Linked DNA regions of Mus musculus: region 2 is linked to region 1. A link is a loop called in an ENCODE intact Hi-C map of the cell type or tissue named here. Cell type or tissue: gastrocnemius. All regions are shown on one strand. Each heading gives the region's core, and the rest is flanking DNA. Links, peaks and the distances in the headings are about the cores only.

Region 1 (8,333 bases), core at 154-8,153:
ATCTGGATGCAGAACTCTCAGCTGCTTTTCCAGCACCACATCTGCCATGACGATAATGGACTAAACCTCTGAACTGTAAGCCAGCCCAAATTAAATGTTTTCCTTTACAAGAGTTCCTGTGGTCATGGTATGTCTTCATAGCAATAGAAACCCTAAGTAAGACAGGAGACAAGAAATTCCAGGTGCCAGAGTTGGGATGCATTATTACATCTTTCTGGGGTCACCTAATCATCTCTGATTTGATGACCCCTCACTGTCACTGAGGCTGTTGTGAGGGTCTCCACTCTTACCACTGTGCCTGGCACACATAGTTGGCACTCAACAAACAATGCCCTTTCCTTATATACGTAGACAACGAAGTCTTGGTGTAAGCACAAATTTCACTTTCATTTCCTGTTCTAAATCTTGCTTTCTACAGTGAATACCAAACATGCATAAGCAGAAAGAACAAAATTTCAAAGGCATGTCATTGTACATGTAGCCATTTGTGACACACATGTTCCATTTACCAGACTGATTACCCAACATCTTTTGTTTCTGTATAAGGGAAAAGGTCCTTCAACAAGAATTTTTTTTTTTTTTTTTGGTTTTTTTTTGAGACAGGGTTTCTCTGTGTATCCCTGGCTGTCCTGGAGCTCACTTTGTAGACCAGGCTGGCCTCGAACTCAGAAATCCGCCTGCCTCTGCCTCCCAAGTGCTGGGATTAAAGGCGTGCGCCACCACGCCCGGCAAGAATTTTTTTTTTCAAAAAGGTTTATTTATTATTATATGTAAGTGCACCATAGCTGTCTTCTGACACTACTATCTGAAGAGGGCATCAGATCTCATTACGAGTGGTTGTGAGTCACCAGGTGTTTGCTGGGATTTGAACTCAGGATCTTTGGAAGAGCAGTCAGTGCTCTTACCTGCTGAGCCATCTCACCAACCCCCTCAACAAGAATTTGATTATAAAAATTGAACCCTAAAAATACATTATAAATTTAACTACATTCTTATTTTAAATTGGTTGTTCTAAATGTAAGAATTTAGAAATTACAAATTCCTTGAGACTGTTTTTTGTTTTTCTCTGCATAGTTTTTTTTTTTTTTTTAATTGACATTTAATACTTTTAAAACAATCATGGGGTTGGAGGCTGGGAAGATGGCTCAGCGGGTAAGAGCACTGACTGCTTTTCCAGAGGTCCTGGACTTAAATCTTGCACCCACATGGCAGCTCACAACTGTCTGTAACACAAGCATACATGCAGTCATACAAGCATAAACGCCAATGCACATAAAATAAAAATAAATAAATTAATGAAAAATTCATGGTCTCTAGAAGCAAATTAAGTTTTAAGAGCAAGGCTGACTATTGTGGTCTGCTTTTTCTTGCTTTGACTTCTTAAATTATCCCAAATATAGGAATGATTTTTTTTTTTCCAAGTCGGGGTTCTTTGTAAAGGCCTGGCTCTCCTGGAACTTGATCTGAAGACCAGGCTGGCCTCGGCCCCTGCGTGCTGGGAGTACAGGCATGCACTACTACCTCTGGGCTAGGAATTTTTAAAATTTGTTAGCGCTAAGGAAAATCCACTAGGATTTTTTTCATTATTATTATTTTACTTTGGGCAACAGTACAATTCTTGATCCATTGTGGGTGTGATCTTACAGTCAGATTCGCCAAGAAGAAAACAGGAAAGTAATTACACACTAGCTAAGCTGATACTTTTAGAACCTTTAGAGCAGAAACTGTAGTCTTTTTTTTTTTTTTTTGCAAAGAGACTGAAGCAGGAATATTTCAAGATCAAAGCCAGTCTGGACTACTTAGAAAATTTCAGGATAGCCCAGGTACTTCTTGATTGCATTGTAACCAAATAAATTTTGTTGTTGTTTGTTTTAAAGGCTATGGGGATATAGCTTGAGAAGAGTGGCTGTTTAGAATGTCAGGGTTTTGATTTTATGTAGGCTCATGTCCATACTTCAACACATCAAATTTATACAATTGAAAAATCAGACCAAATGAAGAGGAACCACAAGGCACAAGGTGTGAGTTCATTAAATTTTACAAAAGTTCCAGTTAAGTTCTGTAATGAGATAAAATTTAAGTATTATATAATTGGTCAGACAAATTTTTCTGACCAATTAATTGCCTGTCTTGGCAGAGACAGTGAACTTAAACAGCTTTTCTCACGTTTGAATGTCTGGGAAAACAATATTTTCTGACACGTAAGAACCATAAGAAATTACAGGGCTGATGTCTTTACCTAGTTCTATTGCTGTCCACACCATCACGACTATCTAGGCTGCTGAGGCTCTAAAGAACTTCAGAACAAATGTCACCCCCGCCCCCCCCACACACACTTTTTTTCCCAGAGACTTTGTATTATTCGATTTTAGTGCCCCGTACGGCTCACACTTTGAATCGGAAACACGAAATCCTAATTTTACAGGCTTTTCTCCATATAGCGTAAATTACACGAATGACCAAGGTGACAACATGCAATGATGGCAAGTGGTTTGCTTTTCAATGCCCTATTTAAGAAATAAAAATAAAAATAAGAAAGCCCAAACCAAGCCATCGAAAGGATTTCCAATTCCTTGATTTCAAAGGAGACAACCATGTATGCTGTCCTCCTGATTGAGGAGGCAGAAGCTGGAGTTAACTCGTTGGTATTTCGTTTTTAGATTTCGGGAGGAGAGTTTTTTATACAGGGAGAAAGAAGGAACAGGCAGAGGAAGGCCTTGTCGGTTTGGCAGCAGCCGGTCTTGCTCTGCTAGGAGGGGTTTGGACACAGCCCGGTTTTGTGTGAGCCGGCGGCTGTCACGCTGGGGACTCAGCGGGGACCCGCGTGGGGAAGAAGGCGTTCCTGATCCGCATCCTGATCCGCTCGGCGACCGCGCCACCGGGTGCAGTAGCTGCGGCGGCGGAAGCGCGTGGTCTCCCGGGTCCGCCGCAGGGCCGTGGTTTCTCCCGGGGCACAGAGCCCTGGCTGAAGCCGGAGCAGCCATCTTTCACCCGGGCACGGCCTGTGCGGCCTCCCGCCCGCGAGCCACACCCCCGCGTGGGCCTGCGCCCTCGCCACTCACCGGCCGCATCACTGGACTCTGGCCCGGTGCGGCTGGAGTCGCCGAACACGGTGAGGCTGAGGTTGCTCAGGCGCTGGCGAACAGGGTCCGGCAGCTCCATGCCTGGCCTGCCCGCTGGCCTCTCACACACCCGCTAGTCGGCGGGCACAGCGGCGCGTGGCGGTTCCCTTGGCAACCGGGCAGTGCGGGGCCCCTAGGGACCTGGTACCTGGGCTTCCCCGAACGCTACAGAATCCTCCAGAGGCTTCCCCTTGGAGAGGCGAGCCAGGGCCACGGGCCCGCAGCCTAACGTGGCCTAGTGCTGCTGAAAATGGCGGGTTCCTCCGTCTTGCTTTAAAGCCGCGTCGTCTTAAGATGATCACAAGTAATAAGCCATTCGGACCTGGGCTGAGCCACAAGGAGCTCTCACACCATAGCAATTCCTCTGCAAAATTGGTGCACCATTTCTTGAGGGAAATGGAAAACGAACATAGATATTTTAAAAAAATGCCCTTGACATTCTTTTTATTATTATTAGATATTTTCTTTATATACATTTCAAATGCTATCCCGAAAGTTCCCTATACCCTCCCTCTGCCCTCCTCCCCTACCCACCCACTCCCACTTCTTGGCCCTGACATTCCTCTGTACTGGGGCATATAAAGTTTGCAGTACCAAGGGGCCTCTCTTCCCAATGATGGCCAACTAGGCCATCTTCTGCTACATATGCAGCTAGAGACATGAGCTCTGGGGGTACTGGTTAGTTCATATTGTTGTTCCACCTATAGGGTTGCAGACCCCTTCAGCTCCTTGGGTGCTTTCTCTGGCTTCTCCATTGGGGGCCCTGTGTTCCATTTTATAGATGACTGTGAACATCCACTTCTGTATTTGCCAGGCACTGGCATAGACTCATATGAGACAGCTATGACAGGGTCCCTTCAGCAAAATCTTGCTGGCATATGCAATAATGTCTGGGTTTGGTGGCTGATTATGGGATGGATCTCTGGGTGGGGTATTCTCTGGAAAGTCCATCCTTTCGTCTTAGCTCCAAACTTTGTCTCTGTAACTCCTTTCATGGGTATTTTGTTCCCTATTAGAAGGAGGAATGAAGTATCCACCCATTGGTCTTCCCTCTTCTTGATTTTCTTGTGTTTTGCAAATTGTATCTTGGGTGTTCTATGTTTCTGGGCTGATATCCACTTATCAGTGAGTGCATATCTAATGACTTCTTTTGTGATTGGGTTACCTCACTAAGGATGTTCCTCAGAAAATTGCCCTTGACATTCTTAAGAGGGTGGATGAGCCAAGCATACCTGCTTCAGAAGACAGGGAAATAACTTAAAAGTATTGAAAGCAGTTGTTTCTGGAATATAGGTGATTTTAAAACTAAAAATATCAGCCTTTCCCTGCTTTCTCTTAAGACATATCATTTTAGCATTTAGAAGGCAGAGACAGGAGATCTCCAGTTTAAGGTTAGCCTGGGATACATTGCAAAATCCTCAAAAACCAAAACAAACCATTAGGTGTAATAGACATAAAGAAAAGCACAGTCGGATGTATTAGGTCCCAGGTCAGTCAACAGTATCATCATCTCCAGGAGCTACCCTTTCTCAGTTGCTTGTGAAGCAGTGGCCTGTTTTATACTTTATAGTAGACTGATTGCACATTCAAGTTTAAAAAGAAAATCTGACTTTGCTGTCAACATTTTTTATGAATTTTCTTTCATGTTGATAAGTTCCTGTGTAATTTCTACTTAGGAGCAGTTATGACAAGTGCCACTCTTGGTGAAAATGCTTGTTGATGAACATACATGTTTATGTTGAGTATAACATACACATTTATGTAGAGTGTAACCTACATGTTTATGTTGAAACATACATGTTTATGCCAGTGTAACATGTTTATGTCGAATGTGTCCGGGGAAGTGCTGAGGCAAGTGGTATGTAAGACCAATTTTATTGGGATCTGCCAAGGCTTTCTCAAAGAGGTTTCAGCAAACTCTCCAGCTATATTCGAACATTCCTGTCACTCTGTGAGCTTTACCAAGACTTATATTCCACTCTTCCCTTTTAATCTTTCTGGTAAAGGGTTCTGGGCCTAGAGATATCTCAGTGGTTGCCAACACTCATTGATCTTGCAGAGGACCCAAGTTCATTTCCCTTTACCCACATGGTGACTCACAACCATCTCTAACTCCATCAGAAATCTCTTTCTGATCTCCAAGGGCATCGAACACACAAGTGGTGTACAAACAAAACTTCAGGCTAAATTCGTGTAAAATGAATAAATCCAATTTTAAAAGTCAAGATCATGGCAAGCAGTAACATTTTACAATTCTTTTCATAAAATATAGTTCTTGTTCTGAAGGGAGTAAGAAAGAATCTATTCTGAGCTAACTATGAGTGCCTGTAGCCTGGTAACGTGGATTCAGGTCATCCTAATAATGTTTGTACTATTAGAGAATGCAAGATAGCCATAATGCATCTACTAAATACATTACTGGCGATGTTGGGTAGGCAGGTCATAGCAAAGCAGGGACATCTCTGCCACAGGCCTCACATGCTGGGAGTTTCCAGAGTATGTGTTGTGCATTGGGTTCATTGCTATTTGTGTCGATTCAGCTCCCAAAATGTCTGTGCTGAGGCTCCCTGCCCCAACTTGGCTCTGATTAGGAAATAAAGTTGCCATCGGCCAATGACTGGGCAGGGAGACAGAACTTTAGATTTCCCAGGCAAGGAAGCAGGAGAGAGAAGGGCTTTTAGAATCGTCATGGTAGGAAACCGGGAGAAATCAGACTTGAGGGAGCAGGAGACAAAGCATCCAGCCATGTAAGAGTCAGGGAAGCAGCCCTAGGGCCACTTCCCCAATTGGGTCTGGGAATAGGAGAGATGAAATACAGATTTCAGAAAACAATAATTTAGGAATATCAGAGGGGAGAGTATGCTAGTCACAGAAAGGTTTGGAAATGCCCAGCCATTGTGCTGTTTAAGGCATATTAAAAATAAAGCTGCCTGCCTCTGTGTGTGTGTGTGTGTGTGTATGTGTGTGCTTCATTTGTTAATCCAAAACATTTGGGTGGGTGTAGAAGAACTGTGTGCTCCTGCTGGGGGGTTAGAGAGAATTAATAATTTACTGGTACAGGTATATAAATACTAGGTTCCTGAGAAGCAGTGTGGGTGGTGGTTGGTTGTTCATGGGGGTTGGATGCAGTTTGTTAGCAGTCGTGCTCAAAGAAGAAACAAGAAAGAAATTAGATTCAGATATCTCTCTTTTATCATCAAAATACAAACAGCACCAGGGCAATCCACAACAAGGGGGTAAAATGGAAGGGGAAGAGATAAAGAGTGGGAGAAAGAATAACCCACAAAGAAGAAAAGACCAGCCACACAGTTTCTCTGACTACAGTCCTCTGTAAATTCTAGTCAGAGATGGCTAGGAGAAGCTGGCAAACTTTTGCTTCAGATCAGGGTGGAACTCAAGCCCCAGCATCTTCAAAAAAGGCTTTCAGGACCGCCCTAAGGCTACTTGGAGGCTCTTGACAATTTCCTACCTGCTCTAGCCACAGCACTGGGCTCTCTGTCCTATAATTGTGTGTTAGTGTGTCTGTCTCTCACCTACCACTCATTGAAGTCTTTCGTCTTAGGTGTTTGCCTTAGAGTAGAGTCAGAGATGGATAACTATAAGAATAAAGGAAAGGAAAAGCCCGATCACTTCCCCCACAGCTAGTTCAAAGACTTAGCCAGCTCCTGGGTAAATGCATTCTGTTGAATACACAATCCATGACTAAAGCCACGTGAAGTCTTGCCATTAAAAAATAAATGTAAACAAGAATCACTTTTCATCTCTTAAGGGAACCAAGATTTTTATAGAGGGGATGATGAAGCTCAAGGCCAGAGGTGCTGCTAATTGGAATGTACTTGGGGCAGGCCGACAGAGATAAGAAGTTAACACCATGTAGAAATAACCTTGAAAGTGTTGAAAAGATCAGTTCAGGACCTTTTGGAAAATTCCACCAGACTCCTCCCCTTCGGAAAGGGAAAGCTAATTAACATTCGGAAGGATGGACAGACCATGGGCGACCTGTGGGGGGGGGCGGCTAGAACAGGTAAACACATTCCTCTATGAATGACAGAGAAAGAAAGATCTCTTAGAGGAAATTTAGACTTATATTAAGTGATGTTTCAAGACCAGGTAATATTTTGCTTTCAAAGTCATCCTCATTGAGTATTTTTCTTAGAAAAAATAATCCCCTTTAAAATGTTCTCTCTCTGTCTCTGTCTGTCTGTTTGTCTGTCTGTCTCTCTCTGTGCGTGTGTGTGTGTGTGTGTGTGTGTGTGTGTGTGTGTGTGTATTTGGATCTGTGGAGTGTCTCTGTGGCACGTTTGTGTCAGCGGTATACTGCTCGCCTGTCGTGTCAGACAGCTGCTGCACTGTGCAACACTATGTGGGATATGGGAAATTTCAAGATAAGGGAAAATATCAGGAAAGCAACACCCTGCTTAAGGAAATCTCAGAACTGTCAAATAAAAGATGTGAATCTGGGCGAGGCAGAGTCATTTTATTGAATGTATCCTGTTATTGGTTGTAATAAAATTCTGCTTTCCTACTAAATACAGATGCATTAATGCCTGCTCCTCAGGCTTGTTTTTTGCTGTGGTTCTGTCTTTAGTTGCCTCACACTTTGCTTTGCCTTCAATGGCATCCTCTGCAATGCTTACAGTTTGTTTCATTCTGCTCGTCAATCCATCAAGGATGTAAGAGAAGAAATGCTGTAAATGGACAAGTTTATTCAGGTAAGTTTGAATTATTTATTTTATCTCCGTTGTTGAATAACACAGCTCTCTTGATTTTAAGATGTTTGCTTTGTAAAACAGAAGATTGTGATCTCCTTTCTCACTGTGTTTTGTTTTCAGGTAGCACAGAATTGTTCTTTTCCCCAGTTCAATACACGCTGTGAGTAAAATAGGCTGTCAGCATGGATGCCCCAGGTGGTGGTGAGTACTCTACCACCTACAGCTCCAACATTCCACCAAGAAATGCTAATGCAGGAGGGAAACTGCCCTGCCTCAGCCCTGCCTCAACCCTGCCACAGCCCTGCCTCAGCCCTGCCTCAACCCTGCCACAGCCCTGCCTCAGTCCTGCCTCAGTCCTGCTTCAGCCCTGCCTCAGCCCCGCCTCAGCCCTGCCACAGCCCTGCCTCAACCCCGCCTCAGCCCTGCCTCAGCCCTTCCACAATCCTGCCTCAGCCCTGCCTCAGCCCTTCCACAACCCTGCCTCAGTCCTGCCTCAGCT
Region 2 (8,333 bases), core at 12-8,011, 74 kb after region 1:
GTGAATCCACATACTCTTTGGAAATTAACTCATCACTCTTAAATGTATAAGCCATGTGTTCTTGTAGTTCCCAGTCTAAAAATCAATGTGTTGTAACTTTAATTTTTTTCAAAACCTATTTTTAATGATGGTTCTTAAATATTTTAACCTCCCTTTTAGTCTACCACCTACCAAAGGTAGTGGGGAAGAAAGAATATGGAGAAATGGACCTTCTAAGAAATGGTTTTGGGGAGCAATGACTGTCTGTTTTGTCTGGAAATCAGCAGTTCAGTAGAGTTGGATTAGCAGCAGTGGTGACATGATCAAGCAGAGATAGCCAGGCCTCAGCCTTGGTACACATCAGCAGGAAGAACTGGGAGGAATGCCAGAAGTTCTTGGCTGTGCCTCTCTCAGCAAAGACATGAGGGCCCACAATCGCTGCACAGCTAGCTCTATGAGCAAGCCTTGCTCAGCCCTCATTACTGCCTGAGAGTCCTATTTATACCCTCCCCCAACATCACATGTCCTCCACATGTCTCTCCTCAGCACTTGTGTCTATCACTCTGCCAATCAGCCCTAGTCCGTAGAAGCAGCAAAACTGCCACACACCACCAGAAGTTTTTTGGTGCATTTCTCTCTATGGAGTCCTGATGAATACAGCTCAACTATGCAATGTAAGGCAGACCAATACATGTGTGTTGTTATTGAAGAATCCTTTATCACATGTCCTTTCACATTAGCAGAACATTCTTTCCCCTGTGTCTGCTTCAGCTAAACATTCCTCCACAAGTCTGCCTTAGCCTTTCACCTGTGTCCACTTCAGGAAAATACTTCTGTTGTTTGCCCCAGCAAAACACCATGCAAACTAACTTTTCAACTTTCCAAAGAACCCTTAATTTTCCACTTCAAAATGTCTTCACAGCTTGCTCACTATAAGATTCAAAAGCAGGAACAGCTTTAAGAGAGAAACAAAATACCAAAAAGACATTAAAATGAAATCTAGAGATTGTGTTTATATTGATAAAGTCTTCCTTGGTACCATGTGAGGTGAATATGGAGGTCACAGAAGAACATGGGTTGGTTTTAGTAACCAAACAGGTAAAGCCGGACTCTATCTCAGCTGTGTGATAGTTCTAATTGGAAAACAACAAAAATCTAGAAATAATTTGTATAGGGATGTACTGGCTAGTTTTGTGTCAACTTGACACAGCTGGAGTTATCACAGAGAAAGGACCTTCAGTTGAGGAAATGCCTCCATGAGATACAACTGTCAGGCATTTTCTCAATTAGTGATTAAGGGGGAAAGGCCCCTTGTGGGTGGGACCATCTCTGGGCTGGTAGCCTTGGTTCTATAAGAGAGCAGGCTGAGCAAGCCAGGGGAAGCAAGCCAGTAAAGAACATCCCTCCATGGCCTCTGCATCATCTCCTGCTTTCTGACCTGCTTGAGTTCCAGTCCTGACTTCCTTTGGTGATGAACAGCAGTATGGAAGTGTAAGCCGAATAAACCCTATCCTCCCCAACTTGCTTCTTGGTCATGATGTTTGTGCAGGAATAGAAACCCTGACTAAGACAAGGGATTTTTGTCTCCTGGAGAAGGGGAAGTAGATTTAGATAAGAGAAATGTATACATTTTGTTCTGTAGATATTTATGCTATTTGATTTTGGTAGCAAAAATATGTAGTAATTTTACAATTAAGGATGTGAAGAATATAAAATAGTAACATAAAAATATTAAGACTGTCTCATAAGTAAGAGGCTTTGTAAGTTTTATTTTTTCTGTTAACAAAAATGCAGATAATGTGTCTGTTTTCCTTTTTCCCTTGGCCACCAGGAAATTCACAGCCAACTTTAACACATGAACGCTGGCGGTGTCAGGGCCCTGTAGGCCTACACTTCCCTGTCTTGGGGCGAGGAGGAGACCTAGGCTCTCGTGATTTGCACAGACAAGGCAGGCAGAAGTTTTTACTCTCGAAGCTCTATCAAAACAAACGAGCTCTGATTCAGGATCTCAGTTTACTTCTAGTCCAGAGCCACATGGGCAGACCTGAGTGACAAGTCTTATCTTCACTGCGAAGATGCAGGGGCGCTGTTAAGGCGAGGAGTGACTAGATCTGAATCATGTTTGGAGAAACCCCACACATATGGTGGAGGAGAGAAGAGGCTGGCCCAGAGGAAGGTAGTGGTGCTTATTAAATACCCACAGACTGACTGGATAACCTTGGCTTAAGTGACTACAGTAACCTCAGAGTGTTTGTTGAGTGGGGACTACAGCCTCTCAGTCAAGCACAGTTGGATGGCTTGGTCTGAACATGAGCCAGCTGGCCAGTGTGATCCCAAACAGAAAAAAAAAAAAATCAAAATCAAAACAAAACAATAAAACTACTCCACAGTCACAGCAAGCCATTGCATAAGGAGGACAGTGTGAGCAATGTCTTGTGGTAGAAAAGCAGTGAAGGCAGTCACTTACAGGCACAGCAGGTAATTTCTGTATCTAGACAGGGCCTCTTTGCTGAGAGTGTGGGAGGGACACTCACCTCATCTCTGTGAAGGAAGTGAAGCACCAAGAAAGGTTACTGGCTTAGGGTCAGACCTAGATCTGTGATTTCTGTCACTTATTAACTGGATAGCCTTGAGCAGCCCCAAGAGCCAGTGCCTTCATTCGTAAAGAAGGTTAAAGACCCATTTCCAGGCACAGGAGGGTAAAATAAGGGAAAGCTATGAATTCTAAGGGATTAGAGTAACTTTTTAATTTTTATGATTCCACTTTGTATGCCCCACACATCCCAGGCAGAAAGAAAAATATTTAAAAGATGACATTGTTATGTTCCCATGAGTAGCCTGGGATATCTGTTTTGGGGCTTTTTATACCTTTAAATAGCAGAATCCCTAGCTAGTCTGTGTTGTCCCTTTAAATCTAAGGATGGGGGGTCACAGATCTTCCAATTTAGCTGCTAAGCCTTTAAATAATGGGCTTGCCCACCTCCACCCTTGCACTGTTCCCTGGGCTTCTGGGATGTCTCTCAGGTAATTCCAGTACTCTTGGCGGCTGCCCCAGTTCACAGCTGCCACAGGGATCAGCTACTCAAAAAAACTGTTGCTGAATTAATATTGGCAGTGTGTGTGGGTTATATTTGCAGAGCATTGGCAGGCACCAGGGACCTACTGGTTAAAGTCCATTCTAACCTTTCCTCTGTCATGCTTGAAAAATATGGGAGGTTTTCTGCTGCTGTTGGTAGCTGAAGACCGCCCCATTCTCCGCTTCCCCTAGATTACGTGTGGTGGAATACTTCTCACGCAAGAAGGAGAAAAATGTCCTGGTTGAAGTGAAAATCCTTTCCTCAGAGGACCAGTTGCTGTCAACTGGCAGTTTTGGGTCGTTTCTTTGCTGTTCCCTCTGGTCTGTCCAGCAGGTGGTGGAGTTCCAGCAGCCTTGTCCCCAGTCAGACTGTCCTGTAATGCTCAGCACGTGATAGGCGACTGCTGTCTGACTCACTCCTGCTGCCTCTGGCTCTGGGGCTGTGTAAACACCACAAGGAACGGCAAGAACAGAGTACTCCAAGCTTTTCCTGTAGTTTCCCTCATCAAACAAAGAACAAATTCGTGTTGACTGAATATAGAACTGCCTGTGTCAGCTGGGATTTAAACTCTTAATCACTTTATTCTTAGCAAAGACCCAGAAAGAAACCCTAAATTGTTTCTTTGTTCATTATCCACCTATGAAAACACATTTGTTAACAGTACTGAATGTATCATGATAGACAGCTGAATCCAAATTATTCTTGAGAAACAGATTAATCCAGTGTGCTGCTGAGTGCCTGTGACCCCAGCCTTGGGGTTTGGGTAGAGATAGGTGGATTTCTGAAGCTCATTGGCCAGCCTGGCTGGGCAAATGGGAGAGCTACAGGTTCAATGAGAGATCCTAGCTCCAGAAGCAATGGAAGATTGATCAAGGAAAGGTAGCTGATATTGAAAGTCATGCATGTGAGCATGTGCAATAAAGAAAAATGAAAAAAAAAACCAACTTTAAAAAGTCAGCAGCTAAAGAGGAAACAACAACAACAGAGAAAAGAGAGAGAGAGAGAGAGAGAGAGAGGAGAGAGAGAGAGAAAAGAAAGTGGGAACATCCGTTATAGGCAAAACTTCAAGCCCCCAAATGTTCACACTCACACATTTCAAATTAGACATTTCAAAAACAGTGATTAAAAAAAAAAAAAGGTTTTAGAAAAATGTAAAAACGAAGCACTTCTAGGTTTGCTTCTCAGTTTCTTCAGAAAGTCTATATAACATTGCTTTTGTTTGGCCCCTGCTGTCTTCAGACTCATTTGGTTAGAGACTTAATTTGGTGGCTGAAACAGGGATCAATGCTAGAGGAAAATTTGGGTCAGAGTCTTTCTTAGAGTATTACCAATGGCAGATAGCTCCTCTCATGCCTTAGAGAGCCACCTCCAAAGGTATATGGTGTCCCTGTGATGGTTAAATACTAATTGGATGCAATGGAGAATCACCTGGGAAGGGGGTCTTAATGAGGGACTATCTATCCATCAGATTGGGGGATTGATGTGTGAAGGCCCAGCCTAAATGGTGTGTGGGTGACACTCTTTCCTGTCTCTAGGCTTTGGGTTGTACAAACAAGGAGAAGATAAGCAGAGAGTATATATATGCATCCATTTCTCTCTGCTCTTGGTTGTGGATATGACATAATCAACTATTTTAAGTTCTCACTGCCGTGACTTCCCTGTAGCAATCACCATATAACATGGAACTGTGAACTAAGATGAACCCTTCCTCACTCAGTGGCCTTTTCAGGGTATTTTATCACAGCGACTAGTGTTGTGATCTTGAATGTCTCGGGGCTTCAGAAGGACCACACCAGGCCACACAGTTCCATGTGAGGTTTATTGGTAGAGAGAGGAGCAAGGTGGTGGCAGAGAAGGGGGAAAGAGAGAAAGAGAGATTGGGGGGGGGGCTTTCTTTATGTATAGGTGATAATGTAACACAGGTAAAGGTGGGAAGTGAGCCAAGTGGATTCTGGGAATATGGTGGCTGTTGCCTTGGCAACAGGTCTGCATGTCTCGCTTATGTGATGTCACAGGTTTTGGAGGTCCTGATACAAACAACTAGAAAGGAAACTAGTAGTTCAGGTATGGAATAAGACATTTATGAGAACCTCTTATATGAGCAAATCAGGAACACATCATCTTATGGGGTTCCTTAAGAGAATTCTGCATGTCACAGGGTCACATACACATGATTTCTCTGTTAAGACCCTAGTTACTTGGAGTCATAAAGGACAGGAAGGATTTCTCTCTTTGTTCAGAGTTCAAGAACTCTCATACAGTTAAATTCTGTACTATATGTAGTGGTATGTTGCCATAGCTTTCAGATTTTCCTGCCTCTGATAAGCCAATCATCAAACACTTCTTCCTTACAAAATAGCAGTGGAAAGCTAGGGCAGAGGCAGCGATGTGGGAACATCCATCCATCCCATCCTTCCCTTCCATTCTCCAGATAGCTACTAGTGGCTTTTGCTCAGAGGCCTCTTTTCACCTGATTGATTGCTAAAGTTGGGGCTGACTTTGGCACCATCTAGCCAGACACAGTGCTGGAGGATCCAAGAGTTCTACATCTTGATCCAAAGGCAGCAGTAGGAGATTCTCTTCCACATACTGGGTGGGGTCTGAGCACAGGACCTCAAAGCTCACCCCCACAGTGATATACTTCCTTCAACAAGGCTACACCTACTCCAACAAGGCCACACCTCCTAATAGTGGCACTTCCCATAGTCTAGACATATTCAAACCACCACAGTACAAGAGCTTTTCTCACCTCTAGCCATCCTAACAGGCATGCCTAGCTACCTGTCCCCACTTTCTAGTCAAGGAGCTGTGAAAAGATGTATTCACTGTGTCCACACTGGGAAGAAGAGATAAAGGGGTCCAGTGAGCCTAGTCCATCTTTGGGATGCTGACATCCACTCGATTTAAGTAAAGGGAGAGAGGTGAACATAATCAAGCAGTCCTAGTCGAGATACCACCCCATCCTGCCCACCACTGAAGGTGGTCCATGAATTGTTAAGTCTCTTCACCAGTCATCCTCAAGGGAGCATGGTGCTTGCTACAAGATGACTCCTGTGCCCAGATAGCAGTCTCACCCTGTAGGTAAATATCCTCACGGTAGGAGAGGTGAGTTTGTCCTGTGGAATTTTGCTCTTTCTAGAATCCAAGGTGAATATAGGTTAAGGCCAGTGACAACTCTGTGTTGTTAGCCTTGTGGACCAAGTAAGGAGTTAATGCTTTTTTTTTTCTTCTTCAAAAAAGCTTCTAAATGTCTAATTTAAAGCTACCCAATCCTTGAAATTATTGTCATTATTAACTGGTCCTATTTCATTTAGAGATACCTTCTTTGTGAACCCATGTGCCCCACATTATAAGAGCTCTCCTTTTCTTGTCTTTTCCACCAAATAGTAAAGTTGTAAGTACAGCAAGTGGGAGTATGTGTTCTGTCAGCATCCCTACTAATCTCTCTTAGCTGCGGAGAAGTGTAAATGCCAAATGAGCTTGGCGAAGGACTAATGTGATACTAAGGTGAACACAGGTGAATGAAAAAGAAACAAAAAAGGAAGAACATGACTGCTCATAGGTATGATGGAGGAGAAGGTTTATTGTAGATAAAAATGAGGGAGAGTCCAGAGTGAACATGTCCAGACAGAGCTGTGCCACAGCATGGGGAGCAGAGGAGAGAGGATCAACAAAGAGAGGTAGCCTGGGCCAAGAGACTGGCCAAGAGGGTAAAGGTTGGTTACCTGGCCTCTTCTGGCCTCTTCTGGCCAGGTAACCAAAATGCTTGAATTATAAGGGAAAGGCAGCTTGGGAAATGACGGCTTAGTCCCTGGGCTGAAGTTAAGAGTAGGGGGCAGGGTATGTCAGCCATACCCTGTAACATGTAGGGACTGAGGGACAACCTGGGAGCCAGGTCCACTTTGATACGTGTAATAGGCACCTCAGCCAATTTGTTCCTGCTTTGAGACCTATCATAGGGGTGTACTTGAATACAACAAGTTATTATCTGCCACTAATTAGGAGGTTCATTGTGTCTTCCAAAGGGGTCCTTTTGAGGTACGTTTTAGGAGGCAAGGCCATAGGAAAGGGCACTTCACTCAAGCTTGACCTTGTAACAAAATTTGAGCAGTAGAAGTAAAAGCATTTACATCTGAGATTTTGCCACCGGGAAGAAACTCTCTGACCCAAGTTCAAAACAACTTATGTCATCACATAGGATCCCACACATAGGAAGGTCCTATACTTTGTTTAGTGCTTTATGACACTGTCTTAAAATGCTTAAAATTTAAGGAAAGGGACCCTGCATTTTTACTTTGCAAATTATGGAGCCTATACCTTGATACATGATCCAACACAGAAGAGAGATGCAAAGACAGTTCCCATGGTGATGATAAACAGAAATTTGAGGAGAGCTATCAGGGGATATAGAAGGCAGTTGGAGTCAGACAGGTGAATGAACCTCCACAATAGACATATTGGCCTTCAAGCCAGGTTTCAGTGCTGTTTAACCTTCTCATCAACCTTAAATATGGATGCTTGCCTGAGCATGCGTAGGTCAGATCTGCTACATGATAATTTTCTGGTGAAGTTCTTGCTTCATGATCATCGAGGACACTCATTTCACATTACCGGACTTTCCTCTAAGTTTACACCTGAGAGCTGGAGACAAGCTGGAAGGTGAAGAGTGTCCCTGTAGTCTGAGCACTGTAGCTGACTTCACGCCAGACTCACTGCAGCATTGCCACGTGGCCTGACTATAGAGTCCTGTGTTCCCCAGAATTGTTTTATGACCTGGCCCATTGAGTTTCCTAAAGGTCTTTTAGAAATTATAAATAAGGCTCAAGTCCCTTCAGGCCGGCCCACTGCAGCACCGTGGTCCCTGGCCCAGGGGAGTCTCTGGACACCCACAAGGACCCACACAGGATCCGCCACGGGATCCTAAGTCCTCTGGTGAGTGGGACACAACTTCTGCCAGGAGGCAGGTTCAAACACCAGATATCTGGGCACCATCCCTGCAAGAGGGAAGCTTGCATGCAGAGAGTACTCTGACCACTGAAACTAAGGAAAGAACTAGTCTCCCAGATCTGCTGATAGAGGCTAACATAATCACCTGAGGAACAAGCTCTAACCAGAGACAACTATAACAAATAGCTCCAGAGAATACAAGATGGCAAAAGGCAAACGTAAGAATCCCACTAACAGAAATCAAGACCGCTCACCATCATCAGAACCCAGCACTCCCATGCCACCTAGTCCTGGGCACCCCAACACAACTGAAAAGCTAGACCCGGATTT

What was found. Peaks named below come from ENCODE experiments on the same cell type or tissue, not always from the same donor. Only the 100,000 strongest peaks of a DNase experiment are listed, where the experiment ranks them.
Region 2: a loop joins it to region 1, with 5 times the contacts of the local background. A loop is called at or near these places in 2 of 42 quality-filtered maps.

What each region holds. Positions count from the first base shown.
Region 1 is chr11:22,507,313-22,515,645 of GRCm38, reverse strand. Tmem17 (transmembrane protein 17) reads right to left here and starts at 3,363. Exons shown (of 4, transcript NM_153596.3): 1 at 3,063-3,363. The coding sequence starts at 3,162. It overlaps Gm46274 (a long non-coding RNA gene), which reads left to right and starts at 6,123. Exons shown (of 2, transcript XR_001780167.2): 1 at 6,123-7,834; 2 at 7,955-8,333. In gastrocnemius, for the core only: a CTCF peak has its summit at 3,185; a DNase peak (open chromatin) is centred at 2,976; H3K4me3 peaks cover 1,505 bases; H3K27ac peaks cover 2,229 bases.
Region 2 is chr11:22,432,806-22,441,138 of GRCm38, reverse strand. All of the region lies in intron 2 of Gm39609 (a long non-coding RNA gene), which reads left to right. Among named protein-coding and RNA genes, the nearest start is that of Gm39609, 6.4 kb to the left of the region's middle. In gastrocnemius, for the core only: a CTCF peak has its summit at 3,368 (motif pointing right); DNase peaks (open chromatin) are centred at 368, 2,278, 3,049 and 3,379; H3K4me3 peaks cover 887 bases; H3K27ac peaks cover 4,550 bases.